Linked DNA regions of Homo sapiens: regions 2 and 3 are each linked to region 1. The links are chromatin loops, found by intact Hi-C in ENCODE. Cell type or tissue: IMR-90. All regions are shown on one strand.

Region 1 (2,500 bases):
TTCTTTAAGGGTAGGTGGGACAGAATGGCATGTTAGCTATGGGCACTGTCAGAATCTCATTTTTTAGTGCTGTCAGACAAGTGGCTGACTTATCTGAGCCTCAACTTGAGCTAAAAAAAAAAAAACGGGGAGGGATTGTATAATTACGTAGATAATGTATATAAAGTGCTTAGGACTGTGCCTGGCACATTAGTAAGACTTCAAGGAATGATAGCTGTGGCTATTACAGTTGTCCCTCACTATCTGTGAGGGATTGGTTCCAGGAATGCGCCCCAACCCATATCAAAATCCATGGATGCTCAAGTCCCTGAAATGGTGTCATATTTGCATATAACCTACACACAGCCTCTCAAATACTTTAAATCATCTCTAGATTACTTTTTTTTTTTTTTGAGACGGAGTCTCGCACTGTCACCCAGACTGGAGTGCAGCAGCGCGATCTCGGCTCACTGCAACCTACACCTCCTAGGTTCAAGCGATTCTCCTGCCTCAGCCTCCCTAGTAGCTGGGAGTACAGGCGTGTGCCACCATAGCCAGCTAATTTTTGTATTTTTAGTAGAGACGGGGTTTCACAATGTTGGCCAGGATAGTCTCGATCTCTTGAACTCGTGATCCGCCTGCCTCGGCCTCCCAAAGTGCTGGGATTACAGGCCTGAGCCACCGACACACGGCCTAGATTACTTATAATACCTAATACAATGTAAATTGCTATGTAAATAATTGTTATACTGTATCACTTGGGGAATAATGACAAGGGGGAAAAGTCCATGCATATTCAGTACAAACTCAACCATCCCTGCCTTCAATATTTTCCATACTCAATTCCACCTTCAATATTTTCCATACTGATTGTTGGATCCACTAAGGCAGAACCCAGGAACATGGAACTCACAGATACAGAAGGCCAACTATATTTGTTTTGATTTGTTTTTTTGAGATAGAGTCTTGCTCTTTTGCCCAGGTTGGAGTGCAGTGGTGCCATCTCTGCTCACTGCAACCTCCACCTCCCAGGTTCAAGCGATTCTCCAGCCTCAGCCTCAAGAGTAGCAGCTGGGATTACAGGCGCGTGCCACCATGCCCAGCTACTTTTTGTATTTTTTAGTAGAGACGGGGTTTCGCCATGTTGGCCAGACTGGTCTCAAACTCCTGACCTCAGGTGATCCGCCCACCTTGGCCTCCCGAAGTGCTGAGATTATAGGCGTGAGCCACCACGCCCCACCCCAACTGTATTTGCAAGGCATTTGTGCTACTTGTAGCTATGACTTTGACCAAGTTGTTTTCCCACTTTGAGTCTCAGTTTGCACATCTGTAAAATGGGATGTGGTTAGCATTCAGCTCTAAGATTCTTGGTACTTTTGTTATACTTGTTAACACTTTAATCCACTTTAAATAACGTTACCCAAAACCCATGTGATATGGTTTATTCTTCGTAATGTTGTACCGCCCTCTATTGGAGATACTCTGCCAGCATTTGTCGGAGCCTTAAATCAGCAGATGCTTAAATGAAGGCCCAGGCCTCCTAATTTATATTCTGAAAACAATCTCTCCTTAAGTAACATCTCTTCCCCCGTAGCTATGGGTTATTTTTACAAAAACAAACTTTGTTTTTGCATTTTAAAATTCTGTCCTCATTTTATTCCTTTTCTGAGGACCTTGTCAAAGTTCAAGGATTTTATAAATTAACATTTATTTTGACATAATTTTAGATTTACAGAAAAATACTACAAGAATATTACAAGAATAACAGTATATCCTTCACCCAAATTACCCAAATGTTAACATTTTACTGACTGCATTTGCTTGATCAATTTCTCTCTCCACACACATACAGGCATACATATGTATGTAATATGTTCATATTCTTTTTTTTTTTTTTGAGATGGAGTCTAGCTCTTGTTGCCCAGGCTGGAGTGCAATGGCGCGACCTCAGCTCACCAACCTCTGCCTCCCGGGTTCAAGTGATTCTCCTGCCTCAGCCTCCCGGGTAGCTGGGAGGAGGGTTGATCGGGAGAAACCGCCTTAGTTCACTTCTCTTCTGTTCCTGCGAGTGGCACCATCCCAGGTCTGTTCTGTCCCAGAAGAGGACTGCCACTGCGTTGTTCATTAGACTCAGGTGACACAGACAGTTCAGGACAACCCAGTGGTAAAATCATGGTTTTTTTTTTAATCCATTCCTTGGGCCGGGCTCGGTGGCTCATGCCTGTAATCTCAGCACTTTGAGGGGCCGAGACGGGCAGATCACAAGATCAGGAGTTGGAGACCAGCCTGGCCAACTTGGTGAAACCCCATCTCTATTAAAAATACAAAAATTAGCATGGCATGTGCCACCATGTCTGTAGGGATGGGGTTTCTTTCTCTATATTGGTCAGGCTGGTTTCGAACTTCCTACCTCAGGTGATCTGCCCGCCTTGGCCTCCCAAAGTGCTGGGATTACAGGCGTGAGCTACTGCACCTGGCCAAATCTGGGTTTTCTTTCTTTTTTTTTTTTGAGATGGAGTTT
Region 2 (2,500 bases), 71 kb after region 1:
AAACTGTATGTTACTAAAAGTAACATTGACCCTTGATATTTATCTGAGGAATTCTCTGGAGGAAAAAAAGGATTTCATCCTGGAGATAAATTGGGCCAACTCATCTGTAGTCTTTGGTTTAATTAGCTAAACTCTTCCAGATGGAGAACATTTGAAGCAAAGGAATATTTCTGAGCCCCCTGGAAGTGTTAATAAACACAATAATATGTTACATGTAAAAGAAAATGTGCCCTTTATCTTTGAGGAAGTGTTTGGTAGCATTATAATTTTCAGTTTGACTATTGAAGAAAAAAGCTCTCATTTTATTCAACATTCAACAAACAAATACTGAGTGCTTGCTTTTCGCCAGTGCTAAACACCAAGACAGGACAGGACCCCTGCCTTTATGGAATCTCACAATTCCACCAGAATTTGCACTCCCACCAGAATTTGCCTGGCACATAGTAGCAGCTGGGTAAGTATTTGTCGAATACGTGAGTGAATGATACAGACACTTGAATAAGGAATTGTATTCGTAAAGATTTGAACAAATTACTATGGTCAGAGGGAAGCATGGGGGCCTCAAGCTGTCAGAGAAGGCTTTGCAAAGGAGTTTGTCAGATAGGAGCAGGAAAGACTTGCAGACACAGAAAATGGCACTTGCAAAGTCAGGGAGAGAAGAAACAGTAACATATATTTAGGCAACAGCTAGTAATTTGTGTGGTTGGAGAGTAATGTGTATAAGGAATGTGCCCAGAAGGTAGTAAGACCACAAAGATGGGTTGGGGCTTATTTGAGGAGGACCCTGAAAACCTGCTAAGGTTAGACTTGACCCTTTAGTATGTGTTGGTGTTTTAGAAAGATAACTCGAGACATAGTATTAGAGGATACACAGAAGGAGAGAAGGAAGGAAAAGATACCAAGGGTTAAGTGCCATGTTTGTGCCCATCCCTAGGCTAGATCCTCTATGTATTTATATTAAACTCATTTAATCCTTGCAATACTCCCATTGGTTACCTAATATTGTCCTTATTTTCAGCGGGAAACATTCAGAGAAATTATGCAATTTCCCCCAGACCATACAGTTAATAAAAGATGGGACTAGGATTTGAAACCAGGGTTCTAAAAAAATCTTGTTGGAGAATAAAAATACCAATGGACTCATACAAATTAGTATTAGGGAAAATAAACAGTAGAAGACTGGAGAAAGTGAATATTAAGAAAGACACACATGTAAGACGCAAGGGGAAAAAAGCATGACTATACAAAAGGATATTTACAGTAAGGAGATACAACACAGGAAGTGGAAAGATAATCACAGAAAAACCACAACATGTGTTTTTAAAATGCAAAGCCCCTGGGAAGAGAAAGCAAATGATACAATAATGCCATTCACTCTGGCATCCTGTGCATTTGGTTTTGCTCTTTACTCTTTTTTTTTAACTTTAAACAATTTGTTATGAGAGTAACAAAGATACGGCTTATGATCTTGTAACTCTAATGCTCTAAATCAGAAACAGATGGTGCCTAGTGTACCCTGTTTCCTAGAAACTGCAGAACTTTGAGGACAACACCCTCTCTGCACTGCACCACTGATTTCAGTTCCTTCACAGATACTAATACATGGCTAAATAACGTGGTTGCTGAGTATTGTATTGGAATATCTGTTTTCCTTGCTCGGGAATCTTTTTGAAGTTTAAAACTTTTCTCCATTTTTATTCCTTTTTCTGATTCAAAAAGTAATTCCTTTTTATTGTGACAATTTTTAAAAATATGGAACAAAGAAAAAAATAAAAATCCCCATTCCCTTCCCACCCAGCAATAACCAACGACCACTGTTAACATGTTGACAACATTCTTCTAGTTATTTTTCTGCACACACAAACACACTTCATAGAAAACTGAATGTATAGAAATTGTTTTCTAATTGTTTTGTTCACTGAGCAATAAATACTTTACATTTTTTCACATCATCAAATGTTTATGATAATTGCCAGTATTCCATCATATTGGAGAAGTTAATTTATTTATCTTCCCACTTTTTCATTCAACAAATTCTTTTATTTTTTTTTGAGACGAGTCTCGCTCTGTGGCCCATGCTGGAGTGTAGTGGCATGATCTCGACTCACTGCAACTTCTGCCTCCTAGGTTCAAGCGATTCTCCTGCCTCAGCCTCCCAAGTAGCTGGGATTACAGGCATGCACCACCACGCCCAGCTAATTTTTGTACTTTTAGTAGAGACGGGGTTTCACCATGTTGGCCAACTGGTCTCAAACTCTTAACCTCAGGTGATCCACCCGCCTCGGCCTCTTAAAGTGCTGGGATTACAGGCGTGAGCCACCATGCCTGACCCTCTTTCAACAAATTCTAATTAACACCTACTATTTGTCAGAAATGTGCTCAGCACTGGATACACAGTGGTGAGCAAAGCAGGCAAAGATCTTGCCCCCATGGAGTTTAAAGTCCTCTATTGACCTATAGTTTGCTTGAGAACTTTTTTTATTTTAAAAAAATAGCACAG
Region 3 (2,500 bases), 240 kb before region 1:
TACTCCATATTCATTGGGAGAAGTTAGAAACTATAAACAGGTGAATATAAAAATAAAATCCACTCCTAATCCCACTATTATATTATTCTAGAGTTGTGTTTCTTTTCTTCTATGCACTTATTTAATTCTTATTGGGATTGTTCTCTGTTTATAGTTCTATGAATTTGTTTTCTCACTTAAGCTTTACATTTTATAAAACCACAGGTGATCATTCGGTTTTTCTTTCCCACAATATCTCAATTCCTAGGCTATACCTGGGTAAGGTAGTTTTTATCAAACTAAGTGCTAGGAGCAGAGAATGCTGTGCTATTTTGCAGGGTAGCCTAGTTTGGTTTGTTTTTTTTTTAAGTATGCAGATAACAGGTCAGCAATACAGTGTCTCCCTGCCTCCTCTAAACCAACACTGTGGGCAGAAAAGTTCTGGGACAACTTTGGCCTGAATCAAAACAGGAAGATGATGGATACTTTATCCGCAGCCCAAGCGCTGTCCCTAAGCAGAAAGCCCAGGAGAGCTAACTATATCATAACACACCCCCAACCAACTGGGTATCCATCCACCTGCAGGCTCATACCTCCAACCTTCTGGGAACACACACAATCTTAAGACACACAGCCACTTCCTCCAAGCCTCCTCTTCACTAAATTGCCCTGAATATGTGTTACAGGCTGAACTGGGTCCCTTCCAAAACTCATATGGTCAAGTCCTAACCCCCACTAAAACAGAATTTGACTACATTTGGAGTGTCTTTGAAGAGGTAATTAAGGTAAAATTAGGTCAATAGGGTGGGCCCTGATCCAGTATGACTCGTGTCCTTATAAGATTAGCCGGGAGCGGTGGCTCACGCCTGTAATCCCAGCACTTTGGGAGGACAAGGCGGGTGGATCACGAGGTCAGGAGTTCGACACCAGCCTGACCAACATGGTGAAACCCTGTCTCTATTAAAAATACAAAAAAATTAGCTGGGTGTGGTGGCAGGCACCTGTAGTCCCAACTACTCGGGAGGTTGAGGCAGGAGAATCGCTTGAGCCCGAGAAGCAGAGGTTGCAGTGAGCCAAGATCATGCCACTGCACTCCAGCCTGGGCGACAGAACAAGGCTCCATCTCAAAAAAAAAAAAAAAAGAAGGAGATTAGGACACAGACAAGCAGAGGGAAGACCATGTGGAGGCATGGGGAGAAGACAGCCATCTGCAAGCTACGAAGAGAGGCGCCTGAAGGCTGGGGCAGGAGAACTGCTTGAACCCAGGAGGCAGAGGTTGCAGTGAGCTGAGATCACGCCTCTGCACTCCACTCTGAGCAACAGAGTGAGACTCTGTCTCAAAAAAAGAAAAAAAAAAAAGGCCTCACAGGAAACCAACCCTGCCCACATCTGGATTTCAGCCACCAAAATTGTAGGAAGTAAATCTCTGCTGTTTAAACCACCAGTTGGTGGTACTTGTTACAACAGCCCTAGAAAACTAAAACAATCCGGAAATCCCAAAGAGAAATGTGTTTTTGTTAAGGATGCCCAAGTAAAATGCAGGCCAGTAAACTGCTTGGCACATTGTAAGAAGGAAAAAAGAAGAAAGAAAGAAGCAAAGGCATAATGCATTGACATTTTTTTATATTTGGTATTTGTAAGTCTTTAAAAAAATGTTTTCAGGCCATTTTTTCCTTAAAAAAAAAAAAAGCAACCAACAGCAATACTCTGTACAAGTATAACAAACATTAGAAATATGCATCATTCCAAAATAGTTACAGGAAAATTACAGTTTAGAGTCCACATCAACACATCCTATTTGTATGTGCCCCCAAGGGAGAAAAAGCTACAGTATGTTAAACACACAGCTGCTACACAGTAGTCTGAAAACCCAGGACTTAAAACTTTTGAGGCAAATCAACAACAGTCACCAAGACTTGTTTAGCTCAATAAGTACAATCAAGCATTTCAAAAGAGAACCAGGCTTTTTCATCCCAGATGAAAAACACACGTGATGGGCTGCATAGCTGACCCCCGCCCCTCGATCCCCAACCCCCGGGAGCCTCTGACTCAACAGAGCACAAATCCAGTGGAGTCAATTAGGCGGAAGTCTGGCTGGAGGTCACAGTATGGCTGCAGTGGGCAGACACCAAATGTCATTTCCTGCTGGTGCTGATCATCACTAGATCCAACTTTGGAGGCAAAAAGTCGTTGTTCCTGGGAGATGCTATCAATGGCCCAAATCCCCCAAACCAGCTGGCCACCAGTCTTTGGCCCTTTCATTGACACCCAAACCCATACCAGCTGCTTTTCTGTATGCAATTGTCAAAGACTGAACAGGGGTGCTCACACCATCCCCCCGATTCCACTGGACTCTTCCAATTTGAGCTCATTGTTCCTGGGAGGGGTTGAAGCTCAGAGGCACCCTCCTCTTGCCTCTGACCAACCCCCAGCCTGTGTGTCCTTTATATTTACACATTAATCTTCCCTTTTCAAGCACTGTGCTATAAATACCCTTACCACCCCCACTGGCCCTGTCCCC

What was found. Hi-C counts contacts between places; a loop is a spot of excess contacts. Peaks named below come from ENCODE experiments on the same cell type or tissue, not always from the same donor. Only the 100,000 strongest peaks of a DNase experiment are listed, where the experiment ranks them.
Region 2: it touches region 1 in a loop (3-fold over the local background); 11 of 110 quality-filtered maps call a loop at or near these places.
Region 3: a loop joins it to region 1, with 8 times the contacts of the local background. A loop is called at or near these places in 5 of 110 quality-filtered maps.

Annotation. Positions count from the first base shown.
Region 1 is chr11:47,933,572-47,936,071 of GRCh38, reverse strand. No RefSeq gene overlaps it. Among named protein-coding and RNA genes, the nearest start is that of PTPRJ, 46 kb to the left of the region's middle. In IMR-90, a CTCF peak has its summit at 1,446 (motif pointing left); a DNase peak (open chromatin) is centred at 1,431.
Region 2 is chr11:47,862,334-47,864,833 of GRCh38, reverse strand. No RefSeq gene overlaps it. Among named protein-coding and RNA genes, the nearest start is that of NUP160, 15 kb to the right of the region's middle. RefSeq lists an enhancer at 1,605-1,654. In IMR-90, no CTCF peak of the experiment used is centred here; a DNase peak (open chromatin) is centred at 1,423; H3K27ac peaks cover 906 bases.
Region 3 is chr11:48,169,925-48,172,424 of GRCh38, reverse strand. It overlaps PTPRJ (protein tyrosine phosphatase receptor type J), which reads right to left. Exons shown (of 25, transcript NM_002843.4): 25 at 1,586-2,500. Among named protein-coding and RNA genes, the nearest start is that of OR4B1, 46 kb to the left of the region's middle. In IMR-90, no CTCF peak of the experiment used is centred here; no DNase peak of the experiment used is centred here; H3K27ac peaks cover 880 bases.